2 separate regions of the Mus musculus genome follow, and region 2 is linked to region 1. A link is a loop called in an ENCODE intact Hi-C map of the cell type or tissue named here. Cell type or tissue: left cerebral cortex. All regions are shown on one strand. Links, peaks and the distances in the headings refer to the core of each region. The heading gives the core; the rest is flanking DNA.

Region 1 (16,491 bases), core at 4,147-12,146:
ACCCATATCAGATAGCTGACAACTGCCTATAACTTCAGCTCCAATGGGTCCAAAGCCCACTTCTGCCCTCCCTAAGCAACTAAATATACACAGTACACACACAGGCAAGGAGGCACACACATACACATATACACAAATAAAAATATTCTTTAAAATAGACTGGGAATCAAATGTTCTCTTTAAATTTCTTTGACATTTCTGATTTTATTTTAAAAGCACACATAAACTCCATACTCTATGCCTGATTTACCTATGTTTATTTTAATTGACACTGCAAAAATATTGTTTGTCCCCACAACTTAGACTCTTTAAGAGTCAGATTATCCCTTGACACAATGCCATCTACCCCAATACTATGGTAATATATTTTTGCATCTCCTTTTCTAACTCCTTTTTCAAAGTAGCAATTTTCTTAAGTATAATAGATTTAATTCTTCTCTTTTAGTACATATAAATACTGGTAAGCTACTGTGAAAGTTAGTGGAGTTAAATTATGAAATTTTCAAAAAGTTCTATTTAATCAATTAAATACAAATTGGCTTATTAATTCATTAAACAATGTGGAAAGAATCACTGTTTCACAATATTAAATTTTACTTTTCAAGATCACTCAAAAAAATGCCTTAATTTGTATACATTTCACCAGATAATATTTTCTTCTTTCTTAGTTTTTTTTTTTTTTTTTTTTTTTTTTTTTTTCCCTCAGCCCAGGTTCAAAGGAAGAAAACTTTGTGGATTGCTCTGCTTTCTTTTTCTAAGATTCCTTTTTTTAACACCTCAAATTCCAAATATACTTCATTGTTCTTCAATTCTATTTACAGAAGCAAAGCATATATTTTATCTACTTAACTGACTTCCAAAAAAGTACCCTGTTCAACTTATTCAGCAATCTATCACTAGCAAGAGTAAAAATAGACTCTTATTCATCACTTCTTCCAAGTATCAGGCTGTTGATTCTCTTCTACATTCTCTGAAGGCATGTACTCACATTTTTAATTTATTTTCATTTTGTATGTATCAGTGTTTTGCCTGCGTGGATGTACATTTACCACATGCATGCTCAGTGCTCAAGGAAGACAGAGTTTCAGACAGGGTGAACTTTGATTTGACTGCTGGGAAGCAAAGCCAGGTCCTCCAACAAAAGTAGCCAGGGTTCTTAACCAATCAGCAGCTATTTCTCCAGTCCTCATATGTGTTTTTAATATAGTTGAAACTTGTTATATATCAACTAATAACTTACAGTCTTTGGCAAGTATGTTAGTATTAAGTTGATTAGAAGTTAAATTGGAAGCTGGGATGAGGCTTAATTGATAGAATGCTTGCCTAGCATGAACAAAGCCCTGGGTTTAATCCTAGTACTTCATAAAGTTGGGCATAGTAACACATGACTGCAATCCCATCACTGAGAAGGTGGAAGCAGGAGGATCAGAAGTTCACATTTATCCGTGGTTAGGTAGTGCAAAGCTAACAGCTTTTTTCTGTAATGCATAAATCACTCTTTTTCTGTAATATATTGCTTACATCTATGAATCCATGAAACATCATAGTTAAGAAGTACACTTCTTTTAACTCTAAGTCCACTCCCCAAAAAGGTAAAATTGCTATAACATACAATTCCTTACATAGAACTTAGGTTTTATTTTCAATGGTGACATTATTCTTAAAATAAAGATGTATTTACATATCATTAACAGCCAAAGGGCTTTCAGAAAAATTACATCTGGGAGTGCAGCTCAGTGGAAGCGCTTGCCTAGATTGCAAAAATCCGGAGTTCAATCTACAGAACAGAAAGAAAGAAGGGGGTAGGAGGAATAGTATTGTATGACTTTGAAAAAAAAAAAGTTTGGACAAGCCCAGAGTTAAAGGGTAGCATCTCCTCAGCTGACAGCTCAGTGCTTTGCTTGATATTCTAAACAACTATCTCTGAATGACTGAAATACTAAATGTTCATGTAACTGTATCTTTATGTTCTAGCTTTTATCTAGCTCCTACTGCTACTCATGTTTGTTCAAACATCTCTTAATAATTTTGAATCTACAATTTAATATATAAGTATATAATTATTAGAGGAAAAAATGTTTTATCCTAGTCATGTGTGGTGGTACACATCTATAGTTATAACACTCCAGTGCAGAGGCAAGAGATCCTAAGTTCAAGATCAACCTAGGTCATACAGAAAGGTTCCATCATAAAAACTTCAAATTAAAAGAAGAAAATTTGTTCACAAAATAAAAAGCATTCATCTTTTTCTAACATGTACTAACAACTCTTAGTCAAAATTTAGGTAATGAATCATCATCTTCTTTTAAGTACCTTGGTACCAAATATTATTGGTGTTACCTACTAAGATACAGAATCCACACTGGAACATGAGCTCCACTGTTGCATGCATTCATTATTTCCCTGGCAATATTGCTATAGAGATTTCTCTAGTTTCGTGGTAGCAGGTATTTGTTTATCTGTCTTACATTAATCATTATCAAATTATCACTAGTCTCTGCTATAAATAGTAACATAATTAGAGGACATTAGAAAAGGAAACATTACTAAAATACTAGACTTAGGTCACCAAAAACTATATAATTTTCCTTTCCTACAAATATACACCAAATAATGACAAGTAACATATTTATTCTTAGAGGTACATAATCTTCAACATAAAATGCTTCAATGTAGGGCTTGAGAGGGCTTTGTTGGGAAAGTTGCTTCTGAGAAGCCTGGCAACCTGAATTTGATGACCAAGATTCACATGGTAGTAACAGAGAACTGGCTTTTGAAAGTTCTGACCTCCACACATGCTCCATTACACCACATGCACACAAATATAATTAGAAGATGTACAATTTAGTTTTATGTGTATCCTGTATATAAATTCTTATTTTCTTGATAAAAAAGCAGTATTACTAAAATAACAGTACTTTATCACAGGCTGAGTTTTAAATCCTAAAATGAATCAAAATAGGCCAAAAAAAAAAAAAATGCCACTGCTAAACATTTCCCTTTCTTTTAAAATTCCAAAAAAGTTAATTCATATAATAAGCTGCACAGATTTACTATATTTGTTAAATTCATAACTGAAATGAAGATCAGAAAAACACTGAGGGAATGGAGGGTTTCAGAGAACAAATACTATCTTTCAACTGGCAACAATGTCATAAAGAAGTCAATTAAGAACTTTAGAAGTAACAATGCAGTATTGTTCAGACACACTGTAAAGTGTTTATAGGGATAGACCAAATTCCACTACTCACTACTTCTAGACAAAACACTTAAAATTACTACCGTGAAACATGCTAGGAAACTTTTTTCCCCACTCCAGTCTTGAAACAGAGATCCTTCTTTGACCTCAGTCTGACCAGAGCTGAGGTTATGGACATTTACCATCATGTCCAGCAGCACCAGGGCATTTTCTTAAATCATTCCTTCTACCTTTAAGAAAGCTACAAACTGTCAGGGCCATGGTGGTGCACACCTTTGATCACAGTGCTCAGGAGGCAGAACAGGCTGGTCTCTGAGTTCAAGGCCAGCCTAGTGTACAGCTGGAGTTCCAGGACAGTCAGGGCTACACAGAGAAGCCCTGTGTTGGGGAAAAAACAAAACAATACAATACAATAACAAACAAACAAAAAGGAAAATAAAAATAGAAAGAAGGTTATAAACTAGCTGGATATGTTGGCACACCTGTAATCCAGTACTTGAGATAAGGAGTGAGATGGCAGGATAGAGTTCAAAGCTAACTTGAACTACATACCCTTGTCTAGAGGAGAGAGAGAGAGAGAGAGAGAGAGAGAGAGAGAGAGAGAGAGAGAGAGAGAGAGAGAGAGAGAGAGAATATAACTTGAAAGAATCAAGTTTCAAGAAAGAATCAAGTTTCAAGAGTAGCCTTTTCTGGGGGGGGGGGGGGGAGTAGCCTTTTAATTTACTCTAAAATTCAGAAAAAATCATTTAAAGAAAAACTGTTCTAAAAATCCCAGAACTTGAATGACATAGCTTCACTTTCAGAGCATTGTTTTTCCCACTGTTCAAGATCACATGGAATGTCAATTCATTGAATTAAGCTGTTTGTAATAAAATCAACTACTCACAGATTGGAAGTTAGTGCTATTTCTTCTGATTCTTCCCCATGCTTTTAGGTTCTATCATAGTAGACAATATTGTATTTATACCAGTAATTCTTCAAGAAAAATCCCTAGAGTTACTTCTGATTTCAAATATCCATTCTATCATCAAACTCTATTGTCCTGTTACCATTTCATCTAAATCTGCGGCTACACCACCACCGGTATGGCTGACTTTTCCTCCCAGCCTGCTGTACTTCATTCTCCTGAAGCAGCTCCTCTAAACTGTCTTTAACTCCACTGCCAACCTTATCTTCTCTCCCTGACATTATGCCACCTACCTCTTCACCTGGGCTTTTCAAGGCCTTTATGCTGCATTTTTATTCTGCTCAAGAGCCTCATCTTCAATCACATATTTATTTATAAGGTTGCTGCAACTGACTTTCAACTCCCCTTTAAACTGCCAGTTTCTTCTTGACCCTATTAAACATACTAAATTTTTCTTTCAGGTAATCACATTTTCTGTTAATCAATTTGAACACAGAATCCCCTTAGCATCTATGCCCAAAATTCACAGGCAATATATTTAGACAACTTTTATATAGTAATGATACATTTTTCAACTGATCACTTATCAGTGTTATCCCTATCAGAGCATAGACAAGAGCTGTATCTTCAGAACCACTGTGTGAAACACCTATTGCTGTCAATTGACCAAAATAAAATAATTAACTAAGTAAAAATACAGGGTAAGAGTCAACAAAGCATGCTCTTCAAAAACAAACCATTCAGCTTAAATTTTAAACATCTAGGGCCTTTCGATTTCTACAGACAGCTGACATATTTTTGTTTCTATAAAATTTCACTTTCACTTATCTATTAATTTTCAAAAAACATGGCCAAAATTAAAAGTTAACGGTGGTAAAGGGTGTGAACACTTACACCACACTGTCAGATTCTTTTAAAAAATCAACACGATCAAATCTAGGAATTGTAAGCTACAACTGAGTTTTCATACAAGGAAACAGTTGCTGCAGGGAAAGATGCACTCCATCTGCATATTCTGATTGGGGGGGGGTGTCCTTCCCTGCAACTGATTTAGATCAGTTTCTTTACTCCAGAGGCGTTGATTCGGAAAAATTCAATAAAATGCTACTAACATCTGCAAATATGCATCATGGAAAGGAAGCCCAGTTACTAAAAATGGGAAACAAAAGCAGGGGTATCCTCTTTTCATAAAAGTCAGCAGCTAAATTAAACACTGTAGTCGGTATCTACTGGCAGAATCAAAGATTTGTTTCTACTTTATAATGAAAGCAAGTTTCATTCAATTTAGTTCCTTCCCGGGCATCATCTCAACCTGTCAGAATTCTACAAGAAAAAAAATTTAAATGAAATAGGGAAGACACTAGGATTCCCTTCTACATAGCTTCTTTTTCTGAAACCACATCACTAAGTCTTGGATTTCCTTTACTCCACAGTAAGCCTCAGACTCCAAATATAAATTCTTTAACCCCCGCTTCTCCGTTCAATTACACTTGAACCATGCCAACTACAGAACCTCAGCCGAAACCCCTACAAATAGGTTTGCAATTCATCTTGGAAGTCGTGCCCTGCAGCAACTGTCTATCTCCAAACTCAGGGATATCACCCAAATACAACGCAACGGAATCAGACATGCAGAGCACACACGACTTCCGCGAGGGAGGGAAACGCGACCCGGGAAAAGTGCGCTCCTCACCAGCCTCAGGACCATCCACCGGGGAGTGAGAATGGGAGGGGGGGGGTGTCCCAAAAGGGAGGGGGAGAAAAGAACCCGACAGAGGGAAATCCTTCCTTCTCAAGGGAAAAAAAAAAAAAAAAAAGGCTGGCTCTCCCGGCCACGGGAAGCAGCCGGTCCTCGCGGAGGAGAAGAGGCAGACAGAGAGGGAGGGCCCTGTGCTAGGAAAGGCAGAAGGAAGGCACTTTCCGGGGTCCGGACTAGAGCCTAGCACCCGGCTCCCGGGGGAGGTGAGGAGTGTCCCGTCGTCTGCAGAGGGGACAGCCGGCCGGCGAAGGGGCAGCAGAGGCGGAGCAGAGTTCGCCTGCCGAACCCCGAGTCCTGTCAGGCAGGTGCCATGGGGCCGCCGGGTGGGGGGGGAGGGGAGAAAAGGGGGTGGAGATGGGATTCCCCCCTCTCGGAAGAGCTTTAGTGGAGGAGGCGCCCGGCCAACCCCGAGCAGCGTGCTTCAGACTGCGGAGCAGGAATCCCGCCGCCCGCACCGGCAGCGCGGAGCCCCGCAGCGCCCGCCGCACCGGCCCCTCGGTCCCCGGGGGCCAGAGACTTTGGCTGCTAGGGCTCCGGGGCCTGACACCCCACCGTGCCTGCCCCAGCTCCCCCGGGGAGCACACGGGAACACCCGAATCCTCAGCAGCTCTCAGCGGTTGTAAAATACACCCCCCGGTCCCCCTCCTCAGCCTGCCCTCTTCCCGAGGCCGCAGGGAAGCACCACCGCGGGCGAGAAACCTCCAGCAAGTCGCGGATAGTAGCCGTTGCGGCTCCCCCGGACCTCCTCCCCCCGTTACCTGTGAGGACTCCGACACGGATTTGATGGTCGTGGTTGGTGAGGATCATTCCCTCGGTCGCCATGTTTCCCAGCGCAGTCACCGCACTGACAGGAGCCAGGAGAAGCCGGAGCCCGGAGCGCGCCGGCCGGGAGCGCGCTTGCCTTGGAGAGCGCGAGAGCGAGGGCGCCCGGGGAGCGCGAGGCGAGCGGGAAGGAGGGGGCCGAGCGCCCGGTGGCCTGCGTGGGGTGGGGGGGAGAGGCCGCGCCAGGAGCGCGCGGGTCCGCGGAGGGGGCGGAGTCGGGCCGCGCGACCCCGAGTCCGGCCGGGAGGAAGCGATCCCGGGGTGGGAGTAGCGGCGGCCTCGCGGAAGACAGAGCGCGGAGGCGGCGGGGCAAGGCCGGCGAGACCCAGAGGCTCTGCGGAGTGAGACCCAAGACGCCTGGATGGCAAGAGACTGAGAGGGGGAAAAGGGAGCACACGCTCTGGAGGTTGCGGGGGCGGACTCGGGGACAGGGGCGGAGCTACACCCCGAGGCGTGCAACTCGTGGAGAGTGAGGGGAGGAGTGCGAGCTTGGCTGCGGAGTGCCGGGAGCGGGAAGGAGCCGGCCCAGCCTAGAGTGGGACCCAAGGAACGTTCCTGGGCGCGCGAGTAGCGCGGGATTGGCTGGGCGGACGCGGTGCGGGTGCGCGCGAGGCACGAACGCAGCCTCGGCGGGCCCCAGACAGAAGCAATCCCCCGCCGAGCCGGCAGCCTCGTCAGTTTTCCGCCGCCTCAGGCCGGCCGGCTCTGCCCGCGATGGAGCCACTCCGGACCAGGTGCGGCAGCGAGGTGGGCTCACCTCCTCTGAAGGCACCGGAGAACCTAGAGGTGGCTTAAGGAAGCGGCATGGGTGGCAGAACGGTGGCCGCTGTGACGAGAGTCCCCTCTCGGGCAGAGATAGGTTACCCTGTGCCGCCCCAGCTGTGACCTGCAGTCAATGCTCCCTCTGACTTCGCTTTGGCCCCGCTCGGTGACAGCCTACCACAGACGTCGTAGACGGAGCTTATGTGTCTGCAGCAGGGCACGTGGAGTGGAGATTCCTCTCTCTCTCTCTCTCTCTCTCTCTCTCTCTCTCTCTCTCTCTCTCTCTGTCGTCCCCTAGATGCTGTGACATTTAAGTTTCAGTGTTTCTGGAATATGGAATTACTCTGAAAATGTGGTCATTTAGTTCTGTGTCTTTCATAAAGTGTTATTAGCCACCTCTATTTTGTGTAGGTTTGCTAAATATCCTTTTCTGGCTTAAGTGTGTGTATGTTTTCTCATTTGTTCACCATAGTAAAACCTAAAAGCAAAACAACAACAAAAAAAGTATCAAAACTGTTTAATAATCTGCTCTTAGTCTAAAATCTCAATTATATGGTTATGTGCGGTTTGTATTGTTCCAGTAAGAACATAGCATTACTCATTCTATTCACTAAAGATTCACATTGTGCCTTTATATAAGAGGACAAAGGAAATGATGGGTGGAGTTGAGAAAGGATAAAATAATTCGTTTTTGAAGATATGTATACTAGTATTTCTGGCAGTGGATTAAATTTGTAAGCCAGATCATGAACTCACCTCCCATAATTACTACCAAAGATCCTAGTGGCAAAACAAGTTCTAACTGGTCTCAAAAAGAGGGAGATTGCTGAGAAAGTATGCCCAAATGTGTCACTTATCTCAAACTAAAGATGAAATAAAAATTGTTGATTACATCATAAGCTTTCAAGTCTATTATAGTCTATGTGGTACATGCAAATTCTATATGATTGGGAAAGTTTCTTAGTATTTAGAACTTCTAAACCTGCCCACTAACAGGTTCCTTCAAACTTTAAAGGTTAATAGATTAAATGGGCATGCCCTCCAACTTAGAATAGTTTATAATTTTTTATGGGAAAATAACTAGCACTTTCACAAATCAATAACAGAACACAGGACTTTCTGCATCTATAATAGTAGTAATGGTGAAATTCATTTTCTTTTCTGTACTGTGGCGTGAACTTTGAGCCTCACACACACTAAGCAAGAATTCTACCACTGAACTAAGTCTCTGATTAATTCATTAAAAGGTAGTTGTGTAGGGGGACTATGAAGTCTTAAGATTTCATGGATTACTACATTTTACTAAATATTAGTACTAAGATTACTGAAAAATAATGAAATTATTAGTCAGTTGTAGATGCTTGTTTTCCAGTTATTCAATACATATATTCCTCTCCCAGATTCCATAAGCTATAACAATTAAAATGTATACAAGAAAAACTTTACTGTCCCCAGTTCCCACAATTTTCCTTTCTGTGACTTCCATTTCCATATTATCCATGGTCCAAAAATATTAAATAGAAACTTCAAGTTAGAAAGTATATATATGATAATATTCCATTGTATACATGTGGTATTCTGAAGGATAAAGAAAGTTAAAGTTCCTCAAGGTAAATCATTCCAAAGTTTTGCATGCACACCATTCTTAGTGTAATACAATCACATGTAATCCCATTTGGTCCTGCCTGCACTGAGAATCATTCCCCTGTTCAGCACACCGAACCGAAGCAGCCATCCCTTAGTCACTGAACATTATCTTGGTCATCAGGGCAGTTGTCCCAGTACCAAGTGCTTAGTAGTAGCAATTCAGCTATGCCAAAGAGAAGCTGTAAAATTCGCCCAACAGTGAAAAAGTAAAAGAGCTCTCTGGTGTTACTAATGAGTACAGTGAGAACTAATAAGGAAAGTCTATATAAGATTTGAGACTGTAAAATTTCTAGTATACATTGGGAGTTTTAGAATCAATAGTGGAATTGCCATATTACAGTATATGGCACTATTACACTATAGAAAAATCTCAAAAGTCATTCTAAAATTGAGTATCAAGGAAACTTTTCTGGATACTAGAAGTAAAGTAGCAGTTTCAAACATTAGCACTTTATCTTAGAGGAAAAAGTTTTGTTTATTTGTGACGAATTGGAGTTGGCCAGGAGTTTATTGTGTTTATTTGGATTTAATAATTAAAAATAAAAGTTTACCATCTAAAACAAAATAAAAGGTAAACATAGTTTCATTATGAAGGTGAAATATGTTCATCAGAAAAAATCAAATTTAAGATTTTTTTCTACAGGTAGTGTATTTACACTTTACTAACTTCTGCTTTTCCTTTATCAGAATTTTAATATAAATAAGACAAAATCTTACTGGGCTTTGCTGGGGCAAGAAAATACTCAGCTCTAGACACTTTCAGAATGGATTATACCACTAAGGCTTAGTTCACAGGTCTGACTGGCTAATGTCCAGAACTAAAACCCACTCCATTAAGGATGTGTTTAAGTACCCTTTCAAATATACTTAATACCACCAAATAGTGTACTTTTCAGTGGATAAAATGGTGGACATTGTATGTATTTTACTGCAAGTAAGAAGTTGGGTAGAAAGTGAAGCTTTGATTTTAGCCAATAATTTCCTCAAAGAAAGCTAAATCATCAAGATGAACTTCAAGAGGCAGGCAGATTTCTGAATTCAAGGCCACCCTGGTCTACAATGATAGTTCCAGGATAGCCAGGGTTATACAGAGAAAGCCTGTCTCGGAAAAAAACAAAAACAAAAACAAAAAAAAACAACAAAAAAAAGATGAACTTCAGATTGCATCACTGTCCTAGGATCATCATAACTAAGTACCATAAACTCTGGGCTAAAACTACACATTTATATCTCATGAGGCTAGAAATCCAAAATCAACTTGGCAGTAAAACAAGCATCTACAACTGACTAATAATTTCATTATTTTTCAGTAATCTTAGTACTAATATTTAGTAAAATGTAGTAATCCATGAAATCTTAAGACTTCATATTCCTAACATTTCCTCTGGAAACTCTTTAGGTCCACTCTTATTCCTAAACTCCTAAATTAGCTTCTTTTATTATTGCAGAAACAAAATTACAGACAAAAGCAACTTACAAGGTATATATTTGGGCTTCTTTGATGGTAGTTGTTCATCGTGGCCGGGAAATAATAATATTAGGACCTTGTGGCAGCAGGTTACATTGCATCTTCAGGAAACAGGGTGATAATGGTGGTACTCAGCTAGCTGACTCCTTTTTCAGTCCAGGACCCCAACCCAGGGAATGATACTACCAAGTTACAATGGGTCTACCTCCTCAATTATCCTAATACAGAAAATTCTTCAAACACCTGCCTTGGGGCTTTGTTTTCATGGTGATTCTAAATCTCACCAACTTGGCAATCAAGACTGTTTATCACACCCCCAGCTTTCTCCACTTTTTCCTGAGGGTTCCAATATATACCACCACCTACATATTCTCTCATAGATAGGAGATAATTTCTCAGGTCTATACTGAAAATTTACAAATGTAGAAAATCATAACTTACTTACATAGTTTCTTATTTGATAAAAAGGAAACCTGGGATGACAACAAAAAAGGTTCTGAATTGTAAAGAAAGTACCAAATTTTTTTCTTAATTTGTAGAATGATTTTTTTAAAAAGGAATTACTGCTAGATATGAGAAGTGAAAGTTTTGTTAAATAAAAAACTAATATTAAGTTATTTGATGTTGATTTTATTGCTAATATATAATTGCATAATGATAAAGTTAGAGAAATTAGCATGTCTGTCACTTCAATCAGTTACCATTTCTTTGTGCTAAGAGCATTCTAAATCTACTTTTACAAGTATGTTTAAATATACATTAGTGTTATAGTCACTGTGATGTACAACTGGGTAACAAGCTTTTTTCTTCTCATCCAAATATAACTTTGTATCTGTTTATTCTACTCTCTCCATCTCCTCCATGTCCCCTCACCATTCTGTGGTAACCATTATTCTAGAACACTTTCAGATTGCATATATGAATGAGATCATGTGGAATTTTTCTTTCTATGTCTAACACTTCATTTTACATAATTTTCTTTTTATCACTAAATATTTTATTGCACATGCATTGTACATCTTCATCCATCTGTCCCTAGACACCTAGCTTGATTCTCTTAGCTATTGTGACTAGTTATGGAATAAACATGGAAGTGCAGATGTCTCATCAATATACTAATTTCATGTCCTCTTTTAATCTTTCTGGTTTTGTTGGGGTTTTTAACATTTGTTCTCCATCCACAACCACCACCACCCCTGTGTATGCATGTATCCATATCTATTTGTTGCAAGAGGGAGGATGATGGGAGGACAACGTGGGAGAATTGTCTTCCATTTTATGAATTCCAAGGATAAAACACAAGTCCTCAGTCTTAGCAAGAAGCACTCTAACCTGCTGAGCCATCTCACCAGTGCTAATCTTCCTGTTCTGAGGAACCCCATAGTAGGTCCAGTAATCATCTCCCTTCATATGTCCACCAGCACTTGTGTCTTCTCTGTTTAGGTGAGATACACTGTATTATTTAATTTTCATTTCTTTGCCTTACATATCTGTTGCCCATTTTCATACCTTTTTTTTTTTTTTTTTTGGTTTTTCGAGACAGGGTTTCTCTGTGTAGCTCTGGCTGTCCTGGAGCTCACTTTGTAGACAAGGCTGGCCTCGAACTCAAAAATCCACCTGCCTCTGCCTCCCAAGTGCTGGGATTAAAGGTGTGCGCCACCACGCCCGGTCATACCTTCAAGTTCTTTTGTCAGGTTTCTAACTGGATTCTTGGCTTTACTATTGAGTTTCTTACATCATCTGGATATTTAATCTCTTGTCAGATGTACAGTCTTCACATATTTCTCCCACGCTATAGTTTTTTCTTCCCTCTGGTGTTTGTTTTGCTTTTGACTTTGATGCTATTCTATTTGTCTTTTTAAGTTTTAGTTTTATTGCCTGTGCTTTTGAGGTATTATCCAAGAGTCCTTGCCTAGTATACTGTTGTAAAATGTTTCCTCTATCCTTTTTCCTATTTAGTAGTTGCATAGTTCAGGCCTAACATTTTTAAATGATTTTTTTCAAATGCATAGCATTTCATTTGTCTGCATTATTTTTATTTGTGTGTGTGTGTGTGTGTGTGTGTATGTATGTGTGTGTGTATGTGTGTGTCTGTGTGTGTGTCTGTATGTGTGTGTCTGTGTGTGTCTTTGTGTGTGTGTGTGTGTGTGTGTGTGTGTGTGTGTGTGTATGCCACAGTATGTATGTGTGGAGATCAAAGGACTATATCAGGAATTGAATTTTATTCTCCTTTCACTGTATGGGTCCCGGGGATCAACTCAGGTCCTTAGGCTTGGCAGCAGACACTTCTACCTACTGTGCCATCACCAGCCTTCCCCAACCCCCAACATCACTTTCTGAAGCAACATAGGTCCTCAACCACATTATCAGAAGTGAGATGGCTTCAGTCTTACTGCAACTTGATAGCCATTGTTTGATTGATGTCCATGGGAGGTCTGCCCTTTTCTGAAGAAATGGAGGTGTGGTGCATTGGGAAGTGGGACAGACTGAGAGGGGAGGAGGGAAGGGAAACCAGTGAAGTGCCTGTGGATGGATAAATTTACTTTTGGGCTCTCTCTTCTGTTCTGCTAGTCTGTGTGGCTATTTTTATGTCAGCATCATGCTGATTTGGTTACTACAGATTTGTAGTATTTTGAAGTCATATCGTGTGATACCTTCAGCTTTATTCTTTTTGGGATTTGGTGATTTGGGGTCGTTCATGATTCCAAATTTTAGTTTTTTACTTTTTCTAATGCAAAGAATAAATATCATTGATACTTTGATAGAAGTTGGATTTAATCCTTAGATCTCTTTGGGTAACAGAGATATTTAACAATATTTTAAATTTTCCAACCAAATCGATGTTTTATAATTATCAGTGAAAATAATCTTTTTGGTTACATTTATTTCTGAGTATTTTTGTAGCTATTTATAAATGGAATTGTTTTCTTTTTTAATTGTTTTCTTTTTAACATTTTAAACTTTTTATCTATTTCTTATTTATATGTATGTGGGGCCTATTTGTCTGTATGTGTACCATATTGTGCAGTGCCCCTGCAGGCCAAAAGATCCCCCTGGAACTGGAATGTCAAGTCATTGTGAATTGTCTGGAAACCAAACCTGGGAACCTCTACAAGAATAGCAAATACTCTTAACCATAGAGCCATCTCTTCAGCCCCAGGATTGTCTTCTTAATTTCCTTTTCAGATAGCTCATTTTTAGTATTTACAAACACTATATTGTGTACTTTCAAATGGGTAGTGGTGAAACTATGTCAACATTAAAGTTTTTGCCTAGCATAAGCAAATATCAGGGTTTGGGCACGGTCACTATAAAAGTAAATCAAACTTTTAAAAAGAATAAAGAAACTGATTTTATATGTTGTTTTATATCCTGTGACTTAACTAAATTACTGGTGACAGATTTGGGGAACTGTGTCTTCAGAGATTTCTGTGTGTAAAATCATAATATTTGCTAACAGGGAAAGCTGGACTGATGGCTTTCCTGTTTGAATATTCTTTTGGTTTTGGTTTTGGTTTCGGTGTTTTTCTCTTGACTAATTGCCCAGCTATAACTTTCAGTGTCATGGTCTCAACCACTGAGTCATTTCTCCCGCCCCCCTCTTAACTTTTTAAAATAACACTCAGAAATGTCTATTTAGAAAACAAAGCCAACCCCTCCCACTTATCTAAGATACTCTTGTTCTTGCGAAGGATCAGATTTAGTTCCCAGTGTCCATGTGGTTGCTTATAACTCTCTGTAACTCCTGTCTCAGAGGGTCTGATGTCCTTCATCTAATCATGTACCAGGCACATACATGATACATACAGGCTAGCAAAGTCATATACATAAATTATTTTAAAAGACAAATACTTAGGTGTCACACCTAGGTGTTTATAACTTTATGGCCTTAATTTAGATCTATATACTTTGTGTTCCTTAATGGCTTTCTCGATATAATTATCATTGATAACTTTCACTAGGTATTTCAAAGGTTATATTCTACTCTCAGAGTAATATGTTACTGTGCTTTGATTGTGAGTTTATATACATTAGTGAAATCTATACTTTCAGATGTGTTTATGTTAATAAAGTACTTTTATTTCTTGTTGAAGCACCTTCAATTTTTTTAATGCTAGGCTAGTAGCTTAGCCTTTGCTTGAGAATATATTCATTAAAAATGAAAAAACTGAAAGATAACTTTTCAGGGCATAATATTCTTAGCTGGCTTTATTTTTTTCTTTTCTGTTCTCTTCTAGCCTGCAAGGTATCACCTGAGAAATCTGCTAATATTCTCATAGGGACTTCTTTATATGTAACTTTATGTGTCATTCCTCTTTCAGAATTCTTCCTTGACTGTTGAAATTTTTGTTATAGTGTTCATCAGAGAAGAGCTGGGAGGTTTTTTGAGCTTCAAGAATATGGATATCCCTCTAGAGACTGGAGGCCCCAGGGAGTTTAGAGGTCTGGTGGGGTGGAGGTGGGAGGTGGGGACATCCTCATGGAGACGGGGCAGTAAAGAGGTATGGGTTGTGGAACAGTTGGAGGGTGGACTGGGAGAGAAACAAAATCTGGAGTGTTAAAAAAAAAGAGTATAAATGAAACAAAACAACAAAAAAAGAATATAGATGACCATGCCTCCCCCATGACCTGGGAATCTCTCAGTTATTATTTATTTAACGTCTTCTGTGCATTTGACTTTCTTTTCTCCCTGTAGAATTTCCATAAAATAAAGATTTGATTGCTTAATTATATCCCTTAAATATAGGCTTTATTTACTGTTTTATCATCCATTGTTTTTGGATTATTTCAAAAGACATTAGAACTTAACATTTAGAAATTCTTGATTTTGTTTGCTAGTGATCATCCCAGTTAAATGTATATGAAATTCATTCATTGAGTTCTTCAGCTCTAATGTTTCTACTTGGTTCTATTTTATGGTGCCTCTGTGAATTTATTTGGGTAAGAATTGTTTTTCTGATTTTATTAACCTACCTGTTTATATTCTCTTGTATCCCTCAGAGTTTTCATATGGTCATTGTTTTCAATTCGCTCTAAGGCAATTCATAAATTTTTCATTTTCTTGGAATTATTCTTTGCATAGCTGTTATGTTTTTGCAGTGGTGTCATGTTTTCTTGCTTTTCAATTTTATTGTACCCATGTTATTATATATCTACTAGTATGCTCACCTCCTCCAGGTTTGTAGAGTGGCTCTCATAAGCATGTTTTAAGATGACAGTTGGGTAGAATGTACTGGCTTTGAAGTATGTACAGTAGGGAGTTTCTGCAGCCCTTTTTCAGTTATCTTCAATTTTAGGTATTTGTGAAATGCTTTAGTTGCCTAGGCTGTGGAAATTTATCATATTAGTCTGTTAGCTCTGGGTGAGGTTTCCCTGGAAGTAGTGAACACAACCATTACATGTGTGTGGCCAATCTGGAGTCAGTTCCCCTGCTGCCCAGGACTACCAAGGACTAGTTTCTTTTGGACACAGTATAATATGAGCCAGTGGTAGAGCACTGAATGCAGGTTTCAACAGGCCATGGTTGGTAGAATGCCTCCTAAACAAGCTTGTTTCCAAGGATAGGGATATATACATACATATATATATATATATATATATATATATATATCATTAGCTCCTCTGTGGCAATGGTATCTTACCATGCGTGAAGTTTAATTTGGTATAATGCAAGGGAAACAGTTGTTACTATAACAGACTGATGATGCATCCAGTGTCAGGATGATAATGTAAGAAGCAAAAGTGATGGTGACAGCAGCAGAAAACAACATAGATTCCTCCTTGGGTAATGTCTAAGCTCCAGGCACCTGTCTAAACGGGGCCCAGGACCTGTGAGACCTGCAAGACCCTCCATCGGTAAAGACTGTGTCTATGGTGGAGCCACTCTGGGCTTCCTGATTACCTCTTGTTTGTGTCAAAAGTATCGC
Region 2 (12,242 bases), core at 4,124-12,123, 130 kb after region 1:
CACTCAGCCATTATCAGAGAAGCTTCTTCTTACAGTAAACGCAAACTAACAGAGAGACCGACAAATGTACATTACGCAGAGAGTGAGAGATTTTGGAGCATTCTATCCTAAAGGGGATGTCTTTATCAGGGCTCAGGGAGCGATGCAGAAAAGGAAATGGGACAATTTTAAGAGTGAGAAGATATGGATGAGTCCAAGGGAAGTGTCTTCCAGGCACAACAGTCCTGATCCTGTACAGGTCCAAGCTAGGAGGGTTGCCAGAACCGAGATGGGAAAGTGGGCACAGGCTCTCACCCTTACCCAAGAAGCCATTTGCACCTGACACCTCCTTGCAAAGGAAAAATGTAGTTTTTTTCCCAAAAGAATGTTGCTGAGTATATTAAACACACTTCAGGGCAAGGTCCGTGGCCAGGATTAGATGACCAATACAAAATGAAATCAATTTTATTTTATAGTCTTTGTGCCTCAAATTGCTTTGTCTGGGCATTTTTGTGTCTTATTTTTCTTTTGTTTGTATATTTTTATTTCTGTTTTGTTGTGGGATTGTGTGTGTGTGTGTGTGTCAGTGTCTGTGTGTGTGTCTGTGTGTGTGTGTGTGTGTGTGCGTGTGTCTGTGTCTGCGCACGCGCATGTGCATGTACAATGTATGTTAGGGTTTTGGTTATTTGTTGTTTGTTTTTAAAGGAGAGAGACAGAAAGTGGAGAGAATCTGGGAGCTGATGGGTAAGAGGAAACGCATGATCAAAGTATAATGTGCAAGTTTTGTTTTGTTTTGTTTTGTTTTGTTTTGTTTTGTTTTTTAATAAAAAATAGAAAAACAAAGGTACAATGATAGGTCGGGAGATAGCCCGCAGTTTAGAGCACTTGTTGCTCTTTTAGAGGACCTCGACTCAGTTTCTAGTACCCACATAGTGGTTCACAACCATCCATAACTTTAGTTCCAGGGGAGGCAATGTCCTCTTCTGACCTTTGTAGGTACCAGGTGTATGTATGGTGTGTATACATGTAGGCAAAATACCCATACACACAAAATAAAAGTAATAAGGCCTACAAAGAAAGAAGGATTGGTAAATAGGAAAGATCAATAAGCCTGGAAATATATTTTTAAAATATTTGAATAATTAAAAAAGGAAGTCAGAGGTTATAACTTCTGATATGAACTTATTCAAAGTACACAAAAAGAAAAACAGGAGATTTACTAATTTTTTTTAATACTTCAATACAAGATTAGCGAGGACATTCAATTTATGAAAATAGAATATTCCGAGGGTGGGAAATATTGCCATAAGAACAAAAATATAATCCTTAAATTAAAATTTTAAATAAAGGCTACACAGAGAAAATTGAATCCTAAAGCAAATTACATTGGTGAATTAGAGGGCGAGGTTGAAAATTGTCCCAGAACACAGAAAAATATGCTAACAAGATCATATATATGTGAAAGAAAGACACTTGGAGAATAAATTCAACATATCTATACCAGTTTAATAACAGCCCCCAAAAGGGAAAACAGTCACAGAGAAGGTAACAAACAAAGAAACAAATAAACAAAAACAACAACAAAAATCCAAAACAAAACAAGAAATATGGGAAAAAGGTCTTAAGTTTCATAAACTCTGATACCTACTAGCTATCAAGTAAAACTAGAGTTGACTCCCACACTGAGCCCAATCCACTTTTCCTCCTACACTCAGGCAAAGCCAAGAAGTAAACAAAACATTATCTGGAAAGCGGAGCACATAAGTGTCTCATCTCACTGCCTTTTCACCACACTAAGTGCCAGAAGATAAGCAGAAGAGAAAGTAAAACACTGTTACTGGAGAATTTATTTGGGACCTGGAGATGTAGCTCAGTTGGTAGGGTGCTAGCTTAGCATGCAAGAGTCCTTGATTGAGTTCAACGCCCAACACTACATGAACTGGGCAGGGTGGCACACCCCTGAAATTCCAGTACTTTGGAGGTGTGAACAGGAGGTTTTGAGGTTGAAAGTCATTTCTGACTGCCTGAGATACAGGAGACATCTATCCTCAGAAATTAAAGAAGTCATATAAGTTTGCTCTTTCAGAGGTGTGTGTGGGGGGTGGGGGGATTCCTTGAAGCCTGATAACAGAAGTTAAAACCAAAACCAAACCAAACCCATATTAATTGGAATAAGCCAGAGCACTATAGAAGATTTTTCAAAGAATAAACCCATAAAAGTATTACTGTTCAAATAATTTCTGCTAACATTATAAAGTTTACGTACCATGAATGAATCCTATGTGAGCAATAAAAGTTTCTTACAGAAAGATGAAACAAAGATATACTTTAGAGACAATTTGAAGATAAGGGAGATGGCAAACGTGAAAATAGAATAAGAAAGAAAAGAAGAAAAAATCTCAATCTAATTGGTAATCAGAAAATGAGAAACTAAGATATACCAGTCTGTATCTACCAACATGATAGTTGAAGATCAATCAGTGTGTGTGACGTTACCAAAGGATTAATGACTAGGGAAATAGGAACTCAGTCTATTGGTAGGATTTAAAATTAGACTAATACTATGAGAAATTCAGTAATAACAGACCAAGTTGAGACTTTCTGCTACTGTATACCCAAAAGGCAATTGCAAATATACCCTGGCAGTGGTTGCAATAGCAGAAAGTAAGAAACAACTTACATTGTCCTCAAAAGAAAGGCAAAGAGTCAATAGTGAAGCACACAATTGACTGGTGTGTGTGTGTGTGCGTGTGTGTGTGTGTGTGTGTGTGTGTGTGTGTGTGTGTGTGTGTTAGTTACAACTAATGAATTACATTTGTGAATCAACCTCAGGAAGAGATCCACAAATTTTCAGATGTATATCATGTGTTCAGCAGCTCTCAAAGCCATACAGGCATTTATGCAAACTGCATGGATCTATATAGGCAGCTAATACAGTGAGGAATGAGAGTGAAATAGAGATGTACGGATCCGTAATAGCCATCGCCTCGGAAGCCTTTGGGCTGTGGATTGCAGCATGGCGTTTCATTCCCCATAACATTTTGCCTCCTTGACTAAAATCTAAATCTCCTAGAATGCTAACATTCATGAATCCTGAAGAACAAGCATCTGTGTGTTTATATTGTTACTGTTTTTTATTTAAAACCTTTCACATACACCCAACGTGGAATAAATATCCTACCTTATGTTTTTATAACAAGAGTTCTGCTGGAAATTTGACAGATGGGTTTCTGGAGTTATATTTGCAGGAACTCCATAAAACTATTCTGAATTTTTTTTTTTTTTTTTTTTTGCACAGGCTGTGCCTGTGTTTTGTTTGTAGAGTGGACAAAACTCAATCCCGTTAAAAAGTACTTAGCAACAGTTTGATTTGCTCAGTAGTTGAATAGTGCTATTGGTACTTAGCAGCTGGGCCCAGAGATTCTGAATATACTACAAATTGCACTCCTGCCTCCACACAATAAAGAGCTGACCAACTCCAAATGCCAATTATGAGCTAGGAATTGCATTCCATAGAGAATAATATAAAAACATACCAGTCATTGTTTAAAGACGTAAACATGTTCTTTTCTTTATGTAACGGGAGTCTGGGGGGTTGTTGGCACTGGTTCAGTGTCTCAGGGATGTCAGGATCTGGCCCGCCATGTTCCTCATTGTCTTTTCCTCAGTCTCAGAATGGATGCTGAAGCTTTAAGGCACCAATCCCAGCGTCCAAACAAATCAGAAAGACTGCAGGAGGAAAGAGTAATTCCATATTTTGAAAAACAAACAAATAAACAAACAAACAAACAGCAAACAACAGAAAAGTTTCTAGAAACTCCCGGTAGAGTTTACTTAGGTGTTACTGCACCACAAAGCCTCCCTGGCCTGTTTTATGAGTTTAGTTTGGGGCTTTGTAACCTTGACACTAGAAAGAAGTACAGAGTTGGAACGAATGTCGAGGCAGTCAACTCATAGCCTTGGCTGCAGAAGTGAGTAGATTGAATTTTTAAAATATTTTTATTAGGTATTTTCCTCATTTACATTTCCAAGATTGAATTTTTATATGAAAAAAAAAATTAAAAATGAGTGTATCAAAGTTCATTTAGGAAAATGCCACTTTGTATTTAAATCAAAGGGGGTTTTAATGTAGAAAACTGACTACGTGAGCCAGATGACGAGAGAAACTAAGCAGAAGGCAGGAGGAAGCCTGGGTACTGTAACTTCTTTAAGCTTCTACCTGCCTAGAAGGACATGGGGAGAAGGGAGAGTTACTAGGGTAGCAGGACAGAAGCAGGCACCATGACAGGGTGATACATCAGAAGCTGGAGCCGAGGAGGGACTGCAACACAGGTGGGAAGGAAAAAGGGTTTCTTCCACAGCTAAATTCAGTGGGAAGCTAGCTGATTCAGTCTGTGGGGGGCGCTCTCAGATGTAAAACTGGCCAGAGGAGAACAAGGTATTAGTAGGAGGGAAGAAGAGATTCAGGAACACGTGCATTGGGTCAAAAACAAAGCATGTTTCTATGTAAGATGGGGGAAGGAGACCACACGCGCAACAAAATTAATATCGGATGATGGCATAGAATTCAAGGTGCAGAGCATTAAACAGGATGCAAGGCTGGGCTGTGGTGGCGCATGCCTTTAATCCTAGCACTTGGGAGGCAGAGGCAGGCTGATTTCTGAGTTCAAGGCCAGCCTGGTCTACAGAGTGAGTTCCAGGACAGCCAGGGCAACACAGAGAAACCTTGTCTCGAAAAACAAAAACAAACAAACAAACAAGATGCAAAGAGTTTCATTTGCCTCCTCCCTTCCACCAGACCGCCCACCCTCCCTTCCTCTCTTATTGCCAACAGGTGCAATTCATAATGTAGAATTCAATTATTTTGCAACTATAAAGAGAAATTCAGTATCAGTAGAGGTGACCTTAATTAATCCCTTAGATAGATCAAGCCAACAAGAGTAAATAAGGACATTCAGCCATAGTTCTCATTAAGACACATGACAGCAGATATCCACAACTGTGAGTGCTTCTGTTGCTCCACAAGAAACACGAGAGTAGATGGAGTCTGTGATGGCTCCCACTCAAGAGGGCATAAAAAAATATAACTTTAGGAAAGCAAGAGAGAAGAATCAATAAACACAAAACAGAGATCAATATGTTTAAAAGAAGAGGGGAACTGATAAATTCACCAAGGTCCCATTTCAAAAAGATCAATAAAGGACAAAAACTAGAGAAAAATCTCATCATTAAAAAAAAGAGTCAAAGACTATGGAGATGGCTCAGAGGGCAAAAGCACGCGGTGCCAAGCCTGGTGACCTGAGTTGGACTCCCCAGAACCTGCGTGGTGGGAGGTGAAAACAGACTCTGGTAAATTGTTCTCTAGCTTCCACATGTGTACAATGGCACACATGCACACACACACACACACACACACACACACTGATAACAGCTTTGAAAATGAAGTCAGAGACAGTTTGAAAAACCAAGAAAGAAAAGAAAAACTAAATATAAAGCATTGAGAAGTAAATGCTAGCTAAGAGATGGCCAAAGCCACTTTGCTGCCAAGCCTGACAACTGAGGTTACTCCCTGGATTCACGTGGTGAAAAGGGGGAACCCCATCCTGCAAATCTGCTCATGCGGTGGCAGTCAAGCTAACCCCTGTAAGTAAATTAAAAAAATTTTTTTACAAGAGAACTAAATGCTAATATGGTCACAGATATTAGATCAAATCCATTGTAAGAGCCATGCTGTGTGTGACTTAAATCACTTGGAAATACCCATTATGAGGATGATTTTTTTTTTTTTTAGTGAAACAGAAAAAATTATAAAATTGGAAGCAGGCTTATTACAATTCATGAGGTCTGGAAATTACACTGTGTCATGGAATCAATATTAATAACATATGAATCATTTCTCCTATATGGTATGCATCTCATCTATCAGTAGATTTAATTTACCAGTCTCTTTTCCCCATTAAAATCTACACTTCCTGAGGGCAAGGACCTGTCTCTACATTTGCAGCTCCAATATCTAGTTAAAGATCTACTGTGGGTGCCCAGGGGATGGATGTTGAAAAATGAGCCCCTCCATCCCTCTGTGATTCCTCCCATCTTTCCTCAACACTCCCCCAAAGAGTAGTCAAAAGCAAGATCCATTCAGCCTGGAATGGAGAGAACTCTCTTGTCATTCTCTGTGTCCTATCTGTGACCTGTTTCTCTATGGACACTGTCGTCCTGTGAAGGACACATGGCCTGGCAGACTCCAGTGTGGTGCCCACAAAGGATCCTCTGTAAGCCATGCTGCTTATCAAGAGCTGCCCCAAGCTGGTGACTCACAGAATGGCCCAGCAGGCTCTGGCTGTTGCTAGGAAACCATGGTTCCCATGTGGAACTCAACGCCACACTTGCAGGTTGTCCCTGATAACTTAGAGAAAATGAAGAGTTGTCAGAAAAGGTAGAGAAAAACAAAAAGCTACAGTGAAGATGGTTAATGACGGACATCTATGGGGAGTCGAGACAAAAATGGTCAAGATATGTTGGCATTATCAGCAAAAGACACTTTTGTTTTCCTCACTTCTGATGTGGACATCAGTGAGTACCAGATCACGAAGACGCCCATTTGTAGTCTTGGAACGTTGGCTATGAAAGGCTTTGGGAAGTGACACAGACTTCTCGTGCTCTGGACCCCAGTCCACACTCTGATTTGACTCACGTTGGCTTCCTACTGGCTTTTTCAAGTTGGTCCCTAGAACACTTTTGACCTATTGCTATTCATCGTGTCTCAGATACTCAGAGGAAGCAGCACAAGGAAATATCAGTGGGTTTCAAACTTGACCAAAATTAGCTGGAGGGTTTCTTAAATGCACATTGGAGCACTTTACCTTCCAGAATTTCTAACTCATGAGAGGTGTGGGTGGGGAGTGAAAGTGTATATTCCTAATTATGTTTCCAGGTAACCTGATACTGCTGCCCAGCGATAACACTTCGGGAGTCTGCCTAGATTTTTAAATCTTACTATTAAGCCTTAAGGAATTACCAGATCACATAACTGGTAAAGAAGCAGGTCCAAGGGATGCTAGCGTGTCTCCCAAGTCACTTAGTAACTGCTAGTACTGAGCTCAGACCCAAGCTCCCTGGATTAAACACCAACACTTTTCCACTACAAAATGTTCTCCAAGCGATGCCTCTTTAAAAATCCTCCAAGACACTCCAGATGGCTGCCAACAGGGGTGGTCCTGCCCAGCGAATGCCAAGTTGCTAAATCCAATCCTGATAGCGACAGCTTTGAAAATGAAGCCAGAGACAGTTTGCAAAAGCCTTTGTGTTCTTCCCAGCGTCGTCTCTCATATTTCTAAATACTGTAGATGGAGAAGGAAGTGTGTTGAAGAGGAACAGACACAGTGAAGCAGGGCTCTGCCACACTTCCGAAGAGGCAGGCCTCCAATTCTGTGCTGCAAGCCAGGGCTATTGGCAGGAAGCCCCATCTGCTTTGGACTCAAACCACGAAGCAGTCCCCTCTTATCCGCCCCCTGACTCCCTGCCTCGTGTGTGCTGAGATGGCCTCAGAGATATATATAAAATGTAAAATATACGCATGCCTGCCGCTTTCGCTTAAATTATGGGCTTTATCGGCCATTCAAGCTCATTGTAAGTTTCAGGATACAGTTCTTTCTATTCACAACCTGGGCTTGGCAACACACACCAATAATGCTAATACTTGGGAAACTGAGGCAGGAGAATCAAAAGTTCAGGACCGTCTTGGTTTAAATCGTGAGTTGTAGGCTAGCCTAGGTTACATATTAAGCTCCAGGCCAATCTGGGCTACAGAAGGGGACCTTGTCTCAAAACAAAACAAAAAGTCAGCTAAACAGCTTCTTATTCACAAGGTCTGGATAAAAGCAAAGTGGAAGTGCCTATGGAGTTTGTCCTGGGCTCAACCAGTCTCCTCCTGTCAAGACTGTCCAAAGATTCCCTGCCCTCCCTGATTTCTATCCCCAAAGAAATTATTCTCTATTTACCTCCAGAAAACCTTAGCTAAAGCTACGAGATGAGAGATCTGAGGGCTTGTTTGCCACAAGCCTTTTAGTTTTAATAAAAGATGTTTGAAGATTAAAGAAACCTCTGATGCTTGAAAAAAATTCTAATGAAGAAAATGTGGGTGTGATGGGGGTGGGGATAGCATCAACACCATCTAGGATCTTTCTTGAGAGTCTCTGTGTTGTACCTTCCAGGTGGCCACACATTGTATCCTCCTAAAACTAAAGCCTGCCTTGTGGCCACACTTTGTATCCTCCTAAAACTAAAGCCTGCCTTGTGGCCACACTTTGTATCCTCCTAAAACTAAAGCCTGCCTTGTGTACCGACAACACTGCCGGGCTGGGATCTTAGAAGCCACTTGTATCTGCAATAGTCTCCTCTCACAGAGCTTTATGTCCACCAGATGGCATTCAGCTAGAGCCTGAGAACTGCTCTTATTCTGTAGCTTGATGATGCTAAGGAAGTGAGCTGAGGTTGGTGAGGGTCTTCTTTCTCTTAGGGTTTCAGGTTTGTTCATACACTGGAAGAATGAACTCCATGTGTGTGTGTGTGTGTGTGTGTGTGTGTGTGACTACTGTTGACTGCGTGCAGAAATATGTGACATTTTACTTGCATATGCCACTTTGAAGTTGCCAGTGTGCTTCACATTACTCTCTTTAAGCTCTCGTTTCTTGGCTGTGTAGAGATTTTCATTTCCATTCACTTGTGGCATAACAGAGGTTTAAATATCTCAGCTTGAAAGTAGCTAAGTTAGAACTTGAATGTAAGTCTTGATTTTGGATCCCAAGAATATATGTCATCAAACTCAGTAAACCAGGGAGGTAGCATAGAGGAGATAGAATCTGGCTGATTGTGTGGGCAGAGAGGCCTCTGGAGAACTAACTGGACCTGGCAACTCAGTCTGGCCAAACTATAGAGCAGGGGAATAGCATGATGGCAGCCCTCCCACTGGTGATACCGTTGGATGCATCAATCTCTGTACTTTGCTTCCAGTGCTCTTGGTACACTGGGTAGCCTGTGACTTCCAGGAAGGCAATAAACTTAGTCACTGTAGGATTGATCTGACAGAGAAGAAAGGTTCTTTCAATGCACCAGAGGATTTTCCTGGGAACCTTTGAGATTCTATTCATGTAGTCAAGACAACTCCTGAGAAGGTGCAAGATTGTTTTCAAACTACTTTCCCGCTGAGAATGCAAAAAAAAAAAAAAAAAAAAGGCTGAAGGGCTTGTGCTGAGCAAGGTCTTCCAGGAATTATCTCTATGCTGCTATGCATGTGGTGTTCAATATAAGTGTTATATGGCTGTGTATTTCATTAATACTGTCTTGTTCTAGCATGTCTGTCCTATATTTCAGATGTTGCCAGGGATACTAGGAAACGGGATTATGTTAACCAGCAATGTTCCATGAATCTAATTACTCCTGGGAAATTAACATGGCAATACCTTTGACCAGAGGGGTTAAGAGGAGGGAATTTTAGGAGTATGTGCAAGCACAAAGATACTATATAGGAAGGAGTTTAATCTACAGGGGTAAACAAAATCCCTTATACTACCAAAGTGAAGAATCTGGAAATAGTAAAAATTAAGGTTAAAACAAGTAACTTGAGACTGGTCTATAGGGTCTGGTGTGCCATGATGCAAGAGGGCTGCACTGGTTGTGGCACCTGGACAGCATTAAAGGCTTTATTTTCATTCCAGGAGGATTGTTCTAGAATGTTCATGATAGTTTAGATATCCTAGTGGGAAGGTGGAAGGGGCATAAGATTCTAAAAAGGATTTTTTTCTTTAAAATTAAAAGGCACATTTACTATTATTGTATGTGTGTGTGTCCAAATGTGTTGTAGCACACACGTGGATATCTGAGGACAGCTGTTGAGAGTGAGTTATCTGCTTCTATGGTGGGGTCTTGAGATGAAACATCGGTCTCATCCATTGAATCATAATGCTGGCCCAAGATTTTCCTTTCACAATGTGTGTGTGTGTGTGTGTGTGTGTGTGTGTGACAGAGAGAGAGAGAGAGAGAGAGAGAGAGAGAGAGAGAGAGAGAGAGAGAGAACAGTGAATACATGTAAAAATCAGAGAAAAATCTTTGGTGTCCATCCTCAGGTGACAGTTTATTGGTGGCCTGGCATTTTGTCAGCTAGGCCAGGCTAGCTTGCCAGCCAGCTTGCAAATCTACAGATACCCAGCTCTCTCCGATTCCAGTATAGCAGCCCTCAGGATTACAGGCATGCACCAGTGCACCTGGCTCTCTTTCTGAGTTCTGGGGGGTCTGTGAAGTAAATGCTTTGTAGCCCTCTCCCCAGCCTAGAATGATTTTTATATGAGGGACAGCGGGATGACCTTGATGTGGAAATGGAGAGAAAGGACAGATATGGAAGATCCTGACAGGATCCTACTTCCCTGCCAGTGAGAAACTCTTATCTTTTTTGAACATATTGCTCCCACTGGTCTTATGGGTACAAAGCAAGTTTTCCTACCCTTCTTCAAACGCACTTTCTTGCTGGTTGTTTTTGTAATGTGATCCCCTGTTGTCTTAGCAGAGCAATAGAGCCCTGCTCATTAAAACTGTGCAGCACATTAGAAGTGTTATTCATTGTAAGGAACTGATTTTATAGCGTTTCAAACCTGCCAAGTTGACAAATTAGACACTGTACTATTTCCTACAATCTGGAGCCTCAGATTTGGGGAATTTTAAAAGTAAGCAAATCCCATGGCAAATGGCAGCACCTGCTGGCAAATATGGTATCACATGCTAACTCCATGGTGTAGATGATGCAATGGCCCAGAGAAAGATGAACAAAGAGAACTACAGGGGCCAGAGGCTTAGGAGGGGATGCTGAAGGAGTTGGAGAAATTAATGCATTCTGGGAAACTTGGGCAAATCATTCCCCGGAGGTTTGAAAGAACTAATAGATGTCTATTACTGTGCTCGGTGATTTTGTACAGTATGAATATGAATAATATCAGGCAGGGTGTGTGACCTCAAGAGTTATTTTTAAGAGGACACGTTATAAAGAGTTCCATGTAACACAGTTCTATTAGGATAACATTGTGATGAATCTTTCAAGTCTGATACCTCCCCCCTGAAACCTTCATTGGCAATCAGTTTTAATTTAATGTGTGTGAAATGACTGTTTTAAAGGTTTCCCATGAGAAAACCCATTTTAAATACCTTACGAGGAACTGGTGTGAGAAGGCCATAGATTTTGGCCCTCACAATTCCACCTTGATTGAAACAGTTTCCTATTGTGTGGGTGCTGCTTACAACAAGGTAGCTGGCTCAAAAACTTGGAGTTCCCCTGCCTCTACCTCCCATCTCACTGTATTACAGACACCTGCTACTGTACCCAGCTTTATGTGAGTTCCAGGGATTTGAACTCGGGTCCTCACACTTGCACAACAGGGCTTTTACCCATGGAACCATCTCTCCACATCTATTCACGGATTCATAGACTCTCATCCAAGAAACCTCCAAAATATATTTGTTTCTATTTTATCATGTTTTCCCTCCCAGGAAGGACTCAAGACATGGTCACTAAGCCACGAACAGCTGACAGTCATAGTTAAACTTCAAACCAGCTATGGGAAGGGGTGAAACGAGGGACCTGAGAAAAGTGATGACCCTTAGTGTTGTGGTTGGAAAGACAGGTGTGGGTACAAATAGTTAATGAAAGACTAACAGAAATACGTGTTAAGGATCAGCATTTCTGGTGCAGACTAGATCAAAACCTTGGCTCAGTAGTCCTCTAGTTTGGTAACCTTGGGAAAATGACATAAAAATCTCACTGTCTGATCTTTAAAAGAGGAATAATAATAGCACCTGCCTCATTGGTTGCTGTGGGTTTAAAAATAAGTTAAAATACGAAAGCGGTCTATAGAGCCTGGCATATAGTAAGTACTATATGTGTCAGCTACTATTATTATAGCAGGTGGCAAATGAGTAGCATCTCTCGCAGCTCTGCAAGAGCAGCTATAAATTCTCTCTGGAAATAGTGGCATAAATGAACTTTCCATCTTTCCCTCTCTCTGCTAAAGGCTGATCCTGAGGCTTGTTGAGCACACATGTTAGAAACGCTATTTAGAAGGAAAGAACACAAGTGGACAAACTGGGAGACTCTCTGGGAGGTTGTTGGTGTTCATATAGTTTTGTTCTTTTTTGTTTTGTTTTGTTTTGTTTTTTAAACAGAAGATTTGTATCAGAGAAGAGAACTTCCTGAAGAATTACTCAGAGGCAGAAATATG

What was found. A loop is a pair of places that touch in the nucleus more often than their neighbours do. Peaks named below come from ENCODE experiments on the same cell type or tissue, not always from the same donor. Only the 100,000 strongest peaks of a DNase experiment are listed, where the experiment ranks them.
Region 2: a loop joins it to region 1, with 7 times the contacts of the local background. A loop is called at or near these places in 4 of 42 quality-filtered maps.

What each region holds. Positions count from the first base shown.
Region 1 is chr12:78,216,974-78,233,464 of GRCm38, reverse strand. It overlaps Gphn (gephyrin), which reads right to left and starts at 6,810. Exons shown (of 23, transcript NM_145965.2): 1 at 6,624-6,810. The coding sequence starts at 6,687. In left cerebral cortex, for the core only: a CTCF peak has its summit at 7,458; DNase peaks (open chromatin) are centred at 5,682, 6,107, 6,790 and 7,194; H3K4me3 peaks cover 3,171 bases; H3K27ac peaks cover 2,234 bases.
Region 2 is chr12:78,094,030-78,106,271 of GRCm38, reverse strand. No RefSeq gene overlaps it. Among named protein-coding and RNA genes, the nearest start is that of Gm6657, 97 kb to the left of the region's middle. In left cerebral cortex, for the core only: a CTCF peak has its summit at 8,393 (motif pointing right); DNase peaks (open chromatin) are centred at 7,328, 8,407, 8,629, 11,920 and 1 more place; H3K27ac peaks cover 522 bases.